Regions from separate parts of the Homo sapiens genome. Here region 2 is linked to region 1. The links are chromatin contacts, found by Hi-C or POLR2A ChIA-PET in ENCODE. All regions are on one chromosome and are shown on one strand. Each heading gives the region's core, a stretch centred on a gene start or an enhancer-like site at or near the end of the contact. The rest is flanking DNA. Distances are from core to core; before and after follow the strand shown.

What was found. A loop is a pair of places that touch in the nucleus more often than their neighbours do. ChIA-PET counts read pairs that join two places held with the same protein, here RNA polymerase II (POLR2A).
Region 2: a loop to region 1 is called in a map of heart left ventricle, with 3 times the contacts of the local background. The contact joins two enhancer-like sites. A Hi-C loop is called at or near these places in 4 of 168 maps with a recorded cell type or tissue (DLD1, astrocyte of the cerebellum, endothelial cell of hepatic sinusoid and 1 more). POLR2A ChIA-PET finds 5 or more read pairs at or near these places in 5 of 52 experiments (BJ, PC-3, activated T-cell and 1 more).

What each region holds. Positions count from the first base shown.
Region 1 is chr15:39,138,043-39,144,377 of GRCh38, forward strand. The region is part of intron 1 of LOC105370777 (a long non-coding RNA gene); the gene reads right to left. Among named protein-coding and RNA genes, the nearest start is that of LINC02915, 110 kb to the right of the region's middle. Within about 2 kb of position 2,414, at least 7 of the 41 ENCODE cell types and tissues checked have a DNase peak (open chromatin) inside an H3K27ac peak, as active enhancers do.
Region 2 is chr15:39,195,431-39,202,036 of GRCh38, forward strand. All of the region lies in intron 1 of LOC105370777 (a long non-coding RNA gene), which reads right to left. Among named protein-coding and RNA genes, the nearest start is that of LINC02915, 52 kb to the right of the region's middle. Within about 2 kb of position 3,826, at least 5 of the 41 ENCODE cell types and tissues checked have a DNase peak (open chromatin) inside an H3K27ac peak, as active enhancers do.

The sequences.
Region 1 (6,335 bases), core at 1,164-3,663:
CATGTGTGTTCTGACTAATTTGATAGGTTTATGAAAGTGCTGGAGATAAAAATGCAAAAATTCCCTAAGTGTGACAGACTTATTAGTGGGGTCCTTGCTGAACAATTTCATAGTCTTCACCCTTTGAAAATCATTTCAATCCAAAGAGGTTTGGGGGTATATTCGTGACCTTTTTCCAGCTTTTTACATTCCTCTGTGTGTGTTTGGTCTCCATTGAGATTTGATAAGAATTGTGTAGAGAGCGAAAGGAACATCGTCCCTGCCAGAAAAGCAATGTGCTAGGATAAATCTGTCCCAACTTTTTACAAATGTTAGTTGACTGACTATTGTTTCTACTGGTGTTAGTTGACTACAAATGTTAGTCAAATGAATATTGTTTCTCCTGGTTCTTTGTACATTCTTCCATTAAAGTATTTATCAAAATACCATTGGTTGTTTATACCTCTCTCTTTGAAGGACCACGTGTCTTTACTTATTTACTTTTAAGACAAGGTCTCACTCTGTTGCCCAGGCTGAAGTGCAGTAGTGCAATCGTGGCTCACTGCAGCCTCAAACTCCTGTGCTCAAGCAGTCCTTCCCACCTCAGCTTCCCAAGTAACTGGGACTACAGGTGTGTGTCATCATGCCCAGCTAATTTTTTTTTATTTTCTGTAGAGATGGGGGCCTCACTATGTTGCCAAGGCTGGTCTCAAATTCTGAGACTCAAGGGATCTTTCCACCTTGGCCTCCCAAAGTGCTGGATTATATGCATGAACCACCATGCCTGGCCAGAACCATGTGTGTTAATAATTTTTTTTAATGTCTAGCACACTCCCTCCAAAATGATTGCTAAGTGAATTAAAGGTGAAGAAAAAGAACTGTTTGATTAAATGTTCTACCTAAGCATAATAATCACTGATTTACAAGGTCAAGGTGTGAGTTTTTTCCTCACTCTTTTTTAATTCCTCAATTACAGGTATTCCCTTGTACCACTCAATGAGAAATGTTCTTTTGATTTGAGCAATGTAAAAGAGATCCTTCTGGTAAAGGAACTGTCCTGTATCTTGACTCAAGTGATAGAGACACAAACCTATGCATGTGATAGAATTACATAGGAGTAAATATACAAATGAGTATGAGTATAGGTAAGCTAGGGAAGTCTGAATATCTAGATAAGATCAATGGGTTGTGTCAATGCCAATATCCTGGTTGATATTTAATTGTGGTTTTGCACAGAACTTTTGCGAGTTGGGGCAAACTAGGTAAAGGGAATGTGGAAATTCTTTATATTATTTCTTACAATAGCTTGTGAGTCTACAATTGTCTCAAAACCATTAAAATAAAATGACAATTTATTTACTTACAAGAGGTTTCATAATGCCTTGGGATTGTGAGACAACTGAACATTAAGGGTGATTAATCAATGACACTGTTAACCCTTCAAAATCTCTTTTGGATATACAACTTGTACCCTAAAACTTAAAGTATAATTAAAAAAAAAAATCAAAAAAAAAAAAAAAAGATTTCCCAAAACCCAAAGTGACACAGAGAAAAAGATATGATAAAATGGCCCTTGGCTGGAATTTGCCTTGGAGCTACTTTCTGCTTTCTCTCCTCTAATATTTGCCACAGTGGCGTTGTTGCATACCATGAGGAAAATTGGATAGCAGGACATTCAAACATATTTCTGCATTCATTTTTTATAAGGCTATAGAGATATTACTGAAGTTTCCTTTTGTCTTTTGTCAACTAATAAGAAATATGTTTCCAAATCAGATGCTAAAATTCCAGGAAAATGTTTGATTCATGGTGGTGTTGGTTCATTTCCCTGTATAGTAATAATAATGTAATAGTAATAGTACTAATACTTGTTGTTTGTGTGGTTAATGTTGTCACTGTACTAGGGGCTTTCCACAGTCCAGAACCTGGTCAAAGCATTTGCTATTCAAATAAACTATTTTCCTGTGAATTGTCTTCAGTACCATGGAAACGCTATTACAGCCCCTCTAAACTGGGAATGGCTGGCATAGGAGCAGCCCCAGGAGGGTAAGGTCAGGACCACGCAGATGTGACTGCTGCTCTGCTCGCCCTGCAGTGATAAGAGCACAGCTGTGGGAAAGCCAGAGCATCTGTTGTGAGTCACCAAGTGCAAACAGGATGATAACAGAGTTAGGATCAGAAAACAACATACCTTCTGAGACACAGAAGGCAGCACACCACAGAACACTGGCTCCTTTCTACAGAAAAAGGAAACCAAGCAATGTTCCTTCAGCAAGTTGGCCTGTGCTCATGTGTCTGTTTCCTTCTGTTGGGTCTAGTTGGTCCCTATCAAAACAGAACCCCTTTCCTCTGAATTTGAGCTGACTTGAAGATAGGCTGGATGCCACTTACAGCATCTGTGGGGACTCCAGAAAGAGACTCCCTTCCTTTCCCTATAGCACTCCATATATGGCTATGGCATCCAGCCTTAAGGGATTGTGGTTAAGAGCAGATGCTGGCTTTCCTGGAATGGACACTGGCCATCGTTACTCATGAATCAAGCCTTCCTCTCTTAAGGGTGCTGGTCTTTTCTATATATAGATTGTTTAACTGGGGCTACATTTATCCCCTAGAAAAGGAGAGTTGCATATATAACAGTACGGATTTTTCCTGAATTGACCCCTAACTTACTAAGCTTCGGAACAAGCAATCTATTTTTCATGACTTAATTTTATAAAATTTACACATATATACATACACACACACATACGTGTTTTCACATATAACTCCATATATTTTAATACTATTTTTTCCTTCCCCACTACATTCCTACAAACATTTTTCTCCTTTTTTCAACTTAATTCGATGACATATCCCACTGGCTTCTCTTTATGTCCCTTCTTCTGTATCATTCACACCTGTTCATCCTCTGCCTTATGTATTACTACATTCAAACTTCTTACTAACACATTGTATAATACTTTTAGTCACATTTGCTTGCACACCTTCACTCTCACCCAACTTCTCTTTCACACATACACACACACACACACACACACATCACACATCACACATACACACTCACATGTACTCTCCAGATCCCAGTCTGCTCTTGGTTCCTCGAGCTGGCCTTGACAGTCTCCAGCTAGTGTAGCCACTGATTTTTTGCTACCAATAGCCACAAGCATAAAACAAAAATGGGCTGGGGCTAGATGGAACTAGGCAGTCGTGGGGCAAGCTGGCAGAACACTGAGGGGAAAGATGGTTCTAAAACCTCTCCAGCTGGGGCTGAGAAGTGCTGGCGCAGCAGGAGAGAGTGGGAAAGCCTGTCTAAGGTCAGCAGCCTGACCTGGCAATCAGGACACTGAAAGCCACAGACAAGGTGTGGGTGGGTGGGCAGAGCGGGGGGTGCACAGGGGTATTGGAATTGAAAAGAAGCTGAAGTAAGAAAAGTTAGAAATGATCATGAATTGATTACTTATTACCAGTTAGGCACTGGGCTCTACATTTTCAGATATTTACTGTTTACTTTTTACTGCAAACATGTGAAGGAGATGATCATTATTTTGCAGATGAAGTTCAAAGAGTGTAATATTTAACCAGCTCTGTATAGAGAAAGTAGAGGATTCGGGTGCACTCCTGAAGCAGTGATTTGAATATATTTGTTTTCATTTGGGATACTCTTGCTCTCATTCACATGTTATGGGCTGGCTATGGTGAGAAAAGAGAAGCTCTGGGTGTTGGCATTAGGAGATGGTGTTCAGCTTCAGGAGAAGCTGCCCAGGCCTCTGAAGAACAGACACTGGAAACCAGAGGCAGAGCAAATACCCCTACTTCTTAAGCAAGGATTGCTGGTTTTTGCCCTGCCTTTCGCATACATACTTCCCAAAGGGCAAAGCACTGCTTTAAAAAACAAATAAACGAAAACAAAAGACTTTGAGACAAGGTTTTATTCTATGCTTAGTCCTGACTTCTAGAGGTTGCCATGACCCAGCGGTTGGAATTGGGATGTGCGGAGTGGCACTGAGATGGTAATATGAAGGAAAGGGTGGATTAATGTCTAAGTTCCTGTGGTAAAGATACAAACACCACATTGAAGCTATCATTAGCAAAACTCCAACTCAATCGGTAGAAACTTACAATTTGCCCATATGATGTCAAATAATTGACTCAAATTGTTATACACTTAAATCTACCAATGAAAACCATTGTTCTTGTATCAAAAATAACTCTGCGGACTGGGTGGGGTGGCCCACACCTGTAATCCCAGCTCTTTGGGAGGCTGAGGTGGGAAGAGCATCTGAGCCCAGGAGTTCAAGACCAACCTGGGAGACAAAGCAAGACCCCCCCCATCTCTACAAATAAAAAGTTAGCTGGCATGATGGCATGTACCTGTGTCCTAGCTACTTGGGAAGCTGAGGCAGGAGAGTTTCCGGAACCCAGGAATTCAAGGATGCAGTGAGCTATGATGGTACCACTGCACTCCAGGTTGGGCAAAAGAGTGAGACCTTGTCTACAAACAAACAAACAAATGAAATCTCCATGATTCAGAAGTGATATGGTTTGGATCTGTGTTCCCACCCAACTCTCATGTAATTGTAATTCTCAGCATTGAAGATGGGACCTGGTGGGAGGTGACTAAATCATGGGGGAGATTTCTCATGGTTTAACACCAGACCTCTTGGTACTGTTGTGGTGACAGTGAGTTCTCCCCCTCCTTCCTCCTGCTCTGCCAGCCATGTAAGATGTATCTACTCCCCCTTCACTTTCCACCATGATTGTCAGTTTCCTGAGGCCTTCCCAGAAGCAGAAGCTACTATACTTCCTGTACAGCCTGTGCAATTGTGAGCCAGTTAGATCTCTTTTTATTATAAGTTACCCAGTTTCAGGTATTTCTTTATAGCAATGCAAGAATGGACTTTGAACTGGATGCAGCAGCAGGACAGAGCTTTGTGTTGTCTCCCTTGGGACAAGAATGAGTGTGTTTTATGTATGGGAAGAGTTGGTGTATGGTGAACGAGAAGAGCAGACTATGTAAGAGACTGCTTTGTGTCCGCCAAAATGGTCCTTTTCTTTGAAGGCCCACAGGTAGGCTACAACTGAATTCCAATTAATAGAATTGTGACCGTCAAGCACATTCCCCTCCAGTGTGACAAAGATGAACACCGTGACCTTGGAGGTCATGGCTAAAGTGGGACAGGTCACAAGATAGATAGAAAGAGCCAAGGTCTCAAGTCACTATCTGAAAAAGAGCCTTCCATCAATTGAAAACTCTTGTTTTTTATTTCACTTGAGTGAAATATTAACTTCTATCATATTTGAGCCATTTTTTGTAGTGGTTACATCTGTATGTTTTATGTCAGACAGGTAAATATAGAAACTAAGCTCTCAAGTATGATATGAGTACTGGAAATTTGAAGTGTACAGAAGGCAGACTACCAATGACATAGCTAACTAGTTTTATGGATTTCTATTCTCATCCAGATGAGTGATCCTACCTCATCTGGGATCTAGGTCAGGAGACTGTTACTTAAGGCTTCGGAGCATTTGTTGCTGCTTTCTATATTCTTGTGCTTATGGATATTGATGTGATTTGAACACACAGAAATAGAAAAATGTGATCAAAACTCCTCTAGGATGCACAGCTCGCCCTCCTTAGGAAATCACAGCTCTTGGAGGCCATAGCCAGTTCTTTGGCAGCTGTGATCTTCTGTGTTCCTGGGCCACATACGTTGGAGAGATTCTGTCCCCAGTAGGCCTCGGATTGAAAAACAAATGCAGATTTGTTCTGCATTTTTAGAAAATGCTCCTCTTTTCCACATTTTTTTTTTCAAGTTGAGGCCTCCTGGGGAGGAAATCGGCAAAGGACCCACTTCTGCCTAAACTTGACTAGAGCTGTCCAGAACAAATGCAAAGTAAGCCACATATGCAGTCTTAAATTTCATAGTAGTAACATTTAAAAAGTGAATAGGTGAAATTAATTTTAATAACATATTATATTTAACCCAGTGCATTCAAAATATTACCATTTCTACATGTAATCAATATATTATTAATGAGAAATTTTTACCTTTTCATACTAAGCCTTTGAAATCCAGAGTCTCTTTTACGCTAAAGCACATCTCAGTTCAAAACAACCACATTACTAGTGCTCAATGTTATGTGGCTACTGTATTGGACGGCACAGGCCTAGATGTCAGCTCTTTTCTGGGGTCAGTAGCACATTCCTCTAGGTTATTGCTGCCCAGAGTTTGTGAATTTTTTTTTAATGGCACCTGCTGCTCTAAGAGGAATGATCATTAATCACAGCACATGTTGTGAGCTAAAAAGAAATAAAATTTCCTCTAGGGATTTACATTTTTCTCTAGAGATTCTCA
Region 2 (6,606 bases), core at 2,576-5,075, 59 kb after region 1:
CACAGCGCTGAGTTTGAGGAGCCCTACTCTACCTAGTCCCAGGGATGAGGCATGGGAACCCATGCACAAACTGAGTCAAGCTTTCCTTTACTGCCCTATTGTGTTCTCCTTGTCGGTTTGATTTCAGCCTGGTGTACCTGCTTCAGGCTCTGGTTTTCCCTGCTGAGTCCAGAGTCTCGCCTAGGGCCTTGCCTGTTTGTCAGATACCTTGGTTTATGGCAGACCCCTCACCTGGATCTCCAATTGGAGTTCTATCTATATAGATCCACAAAGCCATAATTCATTTAATTTTCAGTATTCTTGCTGCAAGAACCCTTTCCACCAATCCCTACTTACCTGACCATAGTCCAGGAACAAAAACAGTGAAGTCAGCCTGATTTCCAGTGCTTTGGGATATAATATTCTGGACTTCTGACTGCTTTTCTCAGGGGTCATCCTACACCCAACCTGGTTGCCATTTCTTACCACCCCCCAAAATCTGTCCCTGAGGTCCCAAAGTGACTTGAGGCTGAGCTGACCCCCAGGATGCTTTGAGGGAAGAATTTCTAAGGGAGCAACACTAAGCACTATGCTTAGGGTAGCACTGTGCTGGGCAGACACTTTAACCCAAGCTCTAAAGCCATGATGAGTCAGTCCAAGACACTATTCTCGAATAATAACGGCAACTTCTTATGAGCCACCCAAAGTAATGTCTCTCTCTTTAGTAACTATTTCAAATTTTTGTGTGATTAGCCATTCTCCAACTCTGGGTGTAGAGAACAAACCCATAGCTATTTCCCTGGAAGGGACAGCCACACACCCTGCCAGGATATCCTGCTGCCCCCAGGCACTATATGAAGACATACCCATTCCTCCCTGCCATGGCAGAGAAAGTCCTTTCCAGAGAAGAACTTTGGTTTCTTGGCCTTGTTCCAGACTGAACCAAAAGAGGAAACGAAATAGACAAAGCACCAGATGGAGAGTAACTAGTCAGAATGATTCAGTCCACAAACACCTCCATATCTAAGAAATGAGCACAGGTTTCCAGCACACTAAGGTACATCTGGGTGGGGTGACAGCAATAGGTGCTCATTTGAAGCAGTTGGAGATCATGGTACACAAAACCAGCCTTCGAAGTAGTATGTTACCGCAAGAGCCATGGCCACTTTGAAGTAAAATCAAATTGTCATTGGTGAGATGAAGAAGCTGTGGAATTTCAACCTGGTTGGTTTCAGCACTTGCTGTTACATTTGCACTGCTGTTTAAAATGCTAGTTCTATTGGATTCTGAGGATACTATACAAAAAAAATTCCCAAGAATAAATAAAGAAGTAGTACCCCAAGCACAGGAAATGATCATCAAAACTCATCCTTTCCTATAGTGAAAGGATTACTATTTCACTATTACTATAGTGAAATCAGTAATTTTCACAAGGAATCTGCATCACCAGCAATCCTCCCTGGGGAAAAAAATGGAAGTGAATAAACAGATAAAACCTAAAATAGGGGCTGGGCACGGTGGCTCACGCCTGTAATCCCAGCGCTTTGGGAGGCCGAGGCGGGTGGATCGCGAGGTCAGCAGATGGAGACCATCCTAGCTAACACGGTGAAACCCCGTCTCTACTAAAAAAAAATACAAAAAATTAGCCGGACATGGTGGCGGGTGCCTATAGTCCCAGCTACTTGGGAGGCTGAGGCAGGAGAATGGCGTGAACCTGGGAGGCAGAGCTTGCAGTGAGCCGAGATCGCACCACTGTACTCCAGCCTGGGCGACAGAGCGAGACTCCGTCTCAGGGAAAAAAAAAAAAAAAAAAAAAAAAAAAACCTAAAATAAGGCAACCATTTCAAATAATGTAATAATAAAATCTAAAATATTACACCCATTTGAAAGAACACAAAGATATAACCTAAAATATTGCAACAATTTTAAAGGTTCTATAGATCTAAAGTAGCGGCTTCACGCTTTTTGAATATAATTCTAAATAGCACAATGCTTCCTTTTAATTCTTTTGGATTCCTGGAGAGACAGCTCCTGGCTGAGTATCAGTTGAACACACAGGTTGTCTAGGCTTTTCAATGATGGTGATGGACTTCTTTTAAGCTATCCAAATTTTTTCTTCGAAATCAACATCCTTGATTTATGTCAGCAAAAAAGCAGCTTTCTGGGGTTTCAGTTACACCTGAGCTCTGTCCATTGCCAAGCCCATATGTACCAAGGAGTTTCAGATGCAGGAAGCCCAACAGCATGAATTATTCTGAGACATCACCAGAGAACACAAATAGGCTAGGGCATCAGATCAGCAAGTCATAACTAAGCTTTCAAGCTATAGCTGACAATGAAAATAACCCCAGAAGTCTTGAGAAGCACAACCTATAAAGCAGAGGAGTGTGCTTTTCTGGAGTGAGCATGATCCAGATTTACCAGAGGAAGCATGTCAGCTGTAAACACACTCTTAGCAGCTCCATCCTAACCTGTTCCAGGCTCTTTGGGGACTGACAATCTCATCACCTGCATAGCTTGCCACAAACTTCCACGCTAAGGCATTTGCACGTAAACTGACCTTCACACTTCAGCTAATATCTTCACTGCACAATGAAATGAATGTGAACTAGAAAATCAAATTCTGTGTAAAAATAGGCAAGTCTCTTCCCAAATAAGAACAAAAGCCAAAAATTCACCTTATAAATGAGCTTTAGGAATAAGTTTTATGCTATTTTATTTTTATAGTTCATGAGGGTTCTGCAAATACTATAGCTAATCCAGTGTCACCTCCAACAGGATCTTCCAGGTAGTTGTGATTTATGTCTTTATTAGTCATGTTAATTACATAACAATACCTAAAGGGCTGCTTCTTGCATTCATTGCTTGCTCACACCACAGTAAAAAAATAATCATCACCTGACTGGTATCACAAAGCTTTCTTTCCACTACACTGGAACATTTTTACTCATCTCACACGATGATTTCAGAAGGACTGGAAGTCCATGGGATGGGTGCTTGAGCCATTTGAAGTGGCCTGTGTGTCAGTCAAAACCATTGCACCTAATCCACCTGAACAGGGTATGTAACTTCTTGCCTGAGTTGAGTCTTCTTTACCACAGCAGACTAAGGCAGGCTTTTATCCCCGTCATGGGTGAAAGCTTTAGCAACTGCTGCTCTCTTTCCATGTGGAGGATCATACATTATCACTGTACTTCTGGCCTCTCACCAGAGTCCCGTTCATTCACCCCTTGACAGCATATATAAGCCACATCCTGTAACTTCAGCTTTATCGGTAATAAAGATGATGTTTTGGTGTATGATTGCCTTATTCCTTTGTCTTATTTCTCAGTTGTGTTTGAATTTGGCCACAAAAAAAGGACTTTCCTTAGAATAGTCTAACATTTGGTGGATTGGTTGGAAACACTGAGAAACATAACAAATGGCTGAAGTGGGAAAAATAAAACAAACATTAAATGATCTTGAGCGGTTCTGGGCTTTGGATTTTTTTGTGTGCATGAGAGAGATGTTTTGACCTTAGTGGATTGCGGAGGCTTTTATTAGCTCATAAGGTTGCTTTTTATAATTTCACACTTGGCTTTTTAAAAATTCTATGACTTGGAAAAGGGGCCTTAGGCTTTAGGACATAATATTTCAACCCCGACAGATAATTACAGCTTGTCCAGTGGTAGCTTTATATGGACTGTTTTTTATATGTAGTTGTTTGTTTTATAGATTGTGACAGCCTAAAGCAAGATTCCATTGCCCTCAACAAAGACGTAACACTCAGGGAAAATACCAGGACAATTCAGCTTTGACAAAGTAGTGGCTGGGGGACTCAGAAAGCCTGGGGCTCAGCCAAGTCACATGTGCAGGAATGTCATCAGCAGACACCAATTGCACGAGACTTAGAAAAGGCCTGCCTTAAGTGGATGCAGGGAATCTCATGGTGAAGTCTTTCCCCTAAACAGTACAAGCCACTTGTCTTATCACACACATGCTAGTGATTCAGGGACCTCAGCCTATGCTAGTAGGCAGCAAGGCCACATATTTAGTTAGTGGCTGAGCAGGGATCTGAATACAGGCTGGATTTGCCCCAGAATACAAGCTCTCAATCAACTGTATTATTAGTTTTCTTTTGCTGCTGTATCAAATTGCCAGGAACTTAGTGACCTAAAACAGCACAAATTTATTATCTTACACTTCTGGAGGTCAGAAGTCCCAAGTGGGATCTACTAGGCTAAAATCAAGATGTTGACAGGGCTGCAGGCCTTCTGAAGCATCTAGGAGAAAATCCATCTCCTTGATTTTTCCAGCTTCTAGAGGCCACCTGTATTCCTTGATTCATCCTTAAGGAAGTAGCGTAGCAGCTGTAAATCTCTCTAACTCTGACCCTCTTGTCTTCCTCTTATAAGGACCCTTGTGATTATATGGAGCCTTTCTAGATAATCCAGGATAATCTGCCCATCTCAAATCCTTAATGATGTCTGAAAAGTCAAAGTAACGTATGACAGGGTCCATGGGATTAGGATGTGGATATGTTTGGGAGGAGGTTCTTCCATCTACCATTCCAGGACTCATTCAGCCTCCCCTTCATGTTGACATTGCATCTGGGGCCATAGTTTTTGACAATATACTAAGCCCCACATTCTGAGAATGTAATTTTTTCTGGGATAATTGCTTTAGAGGATGAGGTTTGGCTTCTTTTCTCAATATGGTAGGTGTGGCCCACCAGTGAAAATAATAACTGCTTGAAACTTTTCATCAGTAAAGTCATCAGAAACCCAGCATATATTTTCTGCAGTCCTGCAGGAACCACACCAGCCTCAAGAAGAGCGAGCCCCAGCTGCAAGCCCTGGCAGGACCCCTCACTCTGCTAACACTGTGGAGACCCCTCACCCCAACCCTTAATGGGAAGTCAGTATATAATTAGTCACGTTGGGTTGGGCTTTTAATTCACCAAAGCAGTAGAGTTTGATTCAGACTTTAATTCACTTGGGTTTTGTTAACATTAGACTTAAACTTGCGAAGGGACTAATGTATCGATTTTAATTCTTCTGAGAGAATTTCACAGAGGGAGGAACTATATTCAAATTTGGGGCATCCTCGCTTTCTTGGCATTTTATTCGTGGAGTTTCTCTCTGCATTTTCACTTAATTTTATTTCATAACTTCCAGTAGGTTATATTGGACAGTTACTTCCAATAGATTATATTGAACAGTTGTAGCAGGACAGCACTGAGCAAGGGAAACAGAATAGAAAGAATATTTTTGGCCTTGGAGTCCATTTAATTACTGCATTGTTCTGACCCATTTCAAAGCCTCCTGCAGAAAAATCTCATCTCAGCAGGAGGAAGCCTGCCCAAACCAGCCCTGCTGGGTAAGTTGCTTTAAGTCCAGCAGGAATCAGTGTCTGTAGTGGTGGAGATGAAGCAGGCTGCAGCATGCTATTGCTGAATGGGTTAAAGCTCCAGGACTCCAGGAGGCATCTTTACTTTACAGTCCTCTTACCTCTCTCACCTAGGGCCCCTAGAGTTGTGACAGCCAAGAAATAAGCCACATTCTCTAATATCAGGTGTGTTCATTGAAATGGTGATACTTTGAACTCTAGCTGACTTATTATTTGTCTTTTCTTTTTTCAGTTGGATCCAAATTTAAGTGAAAAATGGGGCTGTTATTTATTGGGACCCCACGAAATTCCCCCTAATTTTTTTTCTCTAGATTGTTATACTGGCCTTCTAGTGGGTCTCTTTCTTCAGTCAGTTCTTGAGGCCTGTGCTGTAGGCATTTGAGTTTGTCATCTTTTGCTTACAGCAGAAGAGCTTAACCCTTTTTGAGACAGGAACCCCTGTGAAAGTCTGGCAGATCCTGAGGACCCCTTTCAGAAATAATATCTTTAAATATGTAACATAAAATACACAAGATTACAAGTAAAATAATCACACTGAAATACAGTTCTCAAAAATGTTTTAAAACAAAATTTACCCTCAGCAGGTGATGATAATTAAGGTAGGAATTAGTGTAGCTTCAAAGAGGATATAAAACATAATTAGTTCTGTAGTTGTGAACGCTATAATTTAAAAAAATCTGCAGGGAAATCAATATAGAAATATAGAGCTTTTTTCGTGGGGGCGTGCAAATATACAATTCATATAATTTATATGAATCCCTATTATTACATTAACATGATTTAGTACTTAACCTATAAGCACCATAATTTAAATATGCTGATAGCACAAATGATATTTCAAGATATCTCTAGCCACCATAACAGAATATGGAAAGATCTATGATCTGTATTTGTAACAAAGTCATAGGAAATAATTCAGATGCGATGTGTTGCCGACATTCATAAATGAAGAAAACGGCAAATTTCAGTTAGAGGTTAGTGAAATATATGTTTCTTTCCAAACTCATGAACTCCCTCCATGGAAACCCAAGTTTTAAGCCCCATTCTTAGAGTGGCTGTCTATTGTTTATCTGCCATAGGAATACCCGCTATTCTACTGTCCCTTACACCACTTATCTATCAGATATCACTCCAGTCTTTAACACTTCACCAGTTTCATTCTTCATCATTCCTCAGTGCTGAGCCACTTTTATCCAAAGTAAATCACATTTTTAACTGTAATACACCAAATATTCAGAT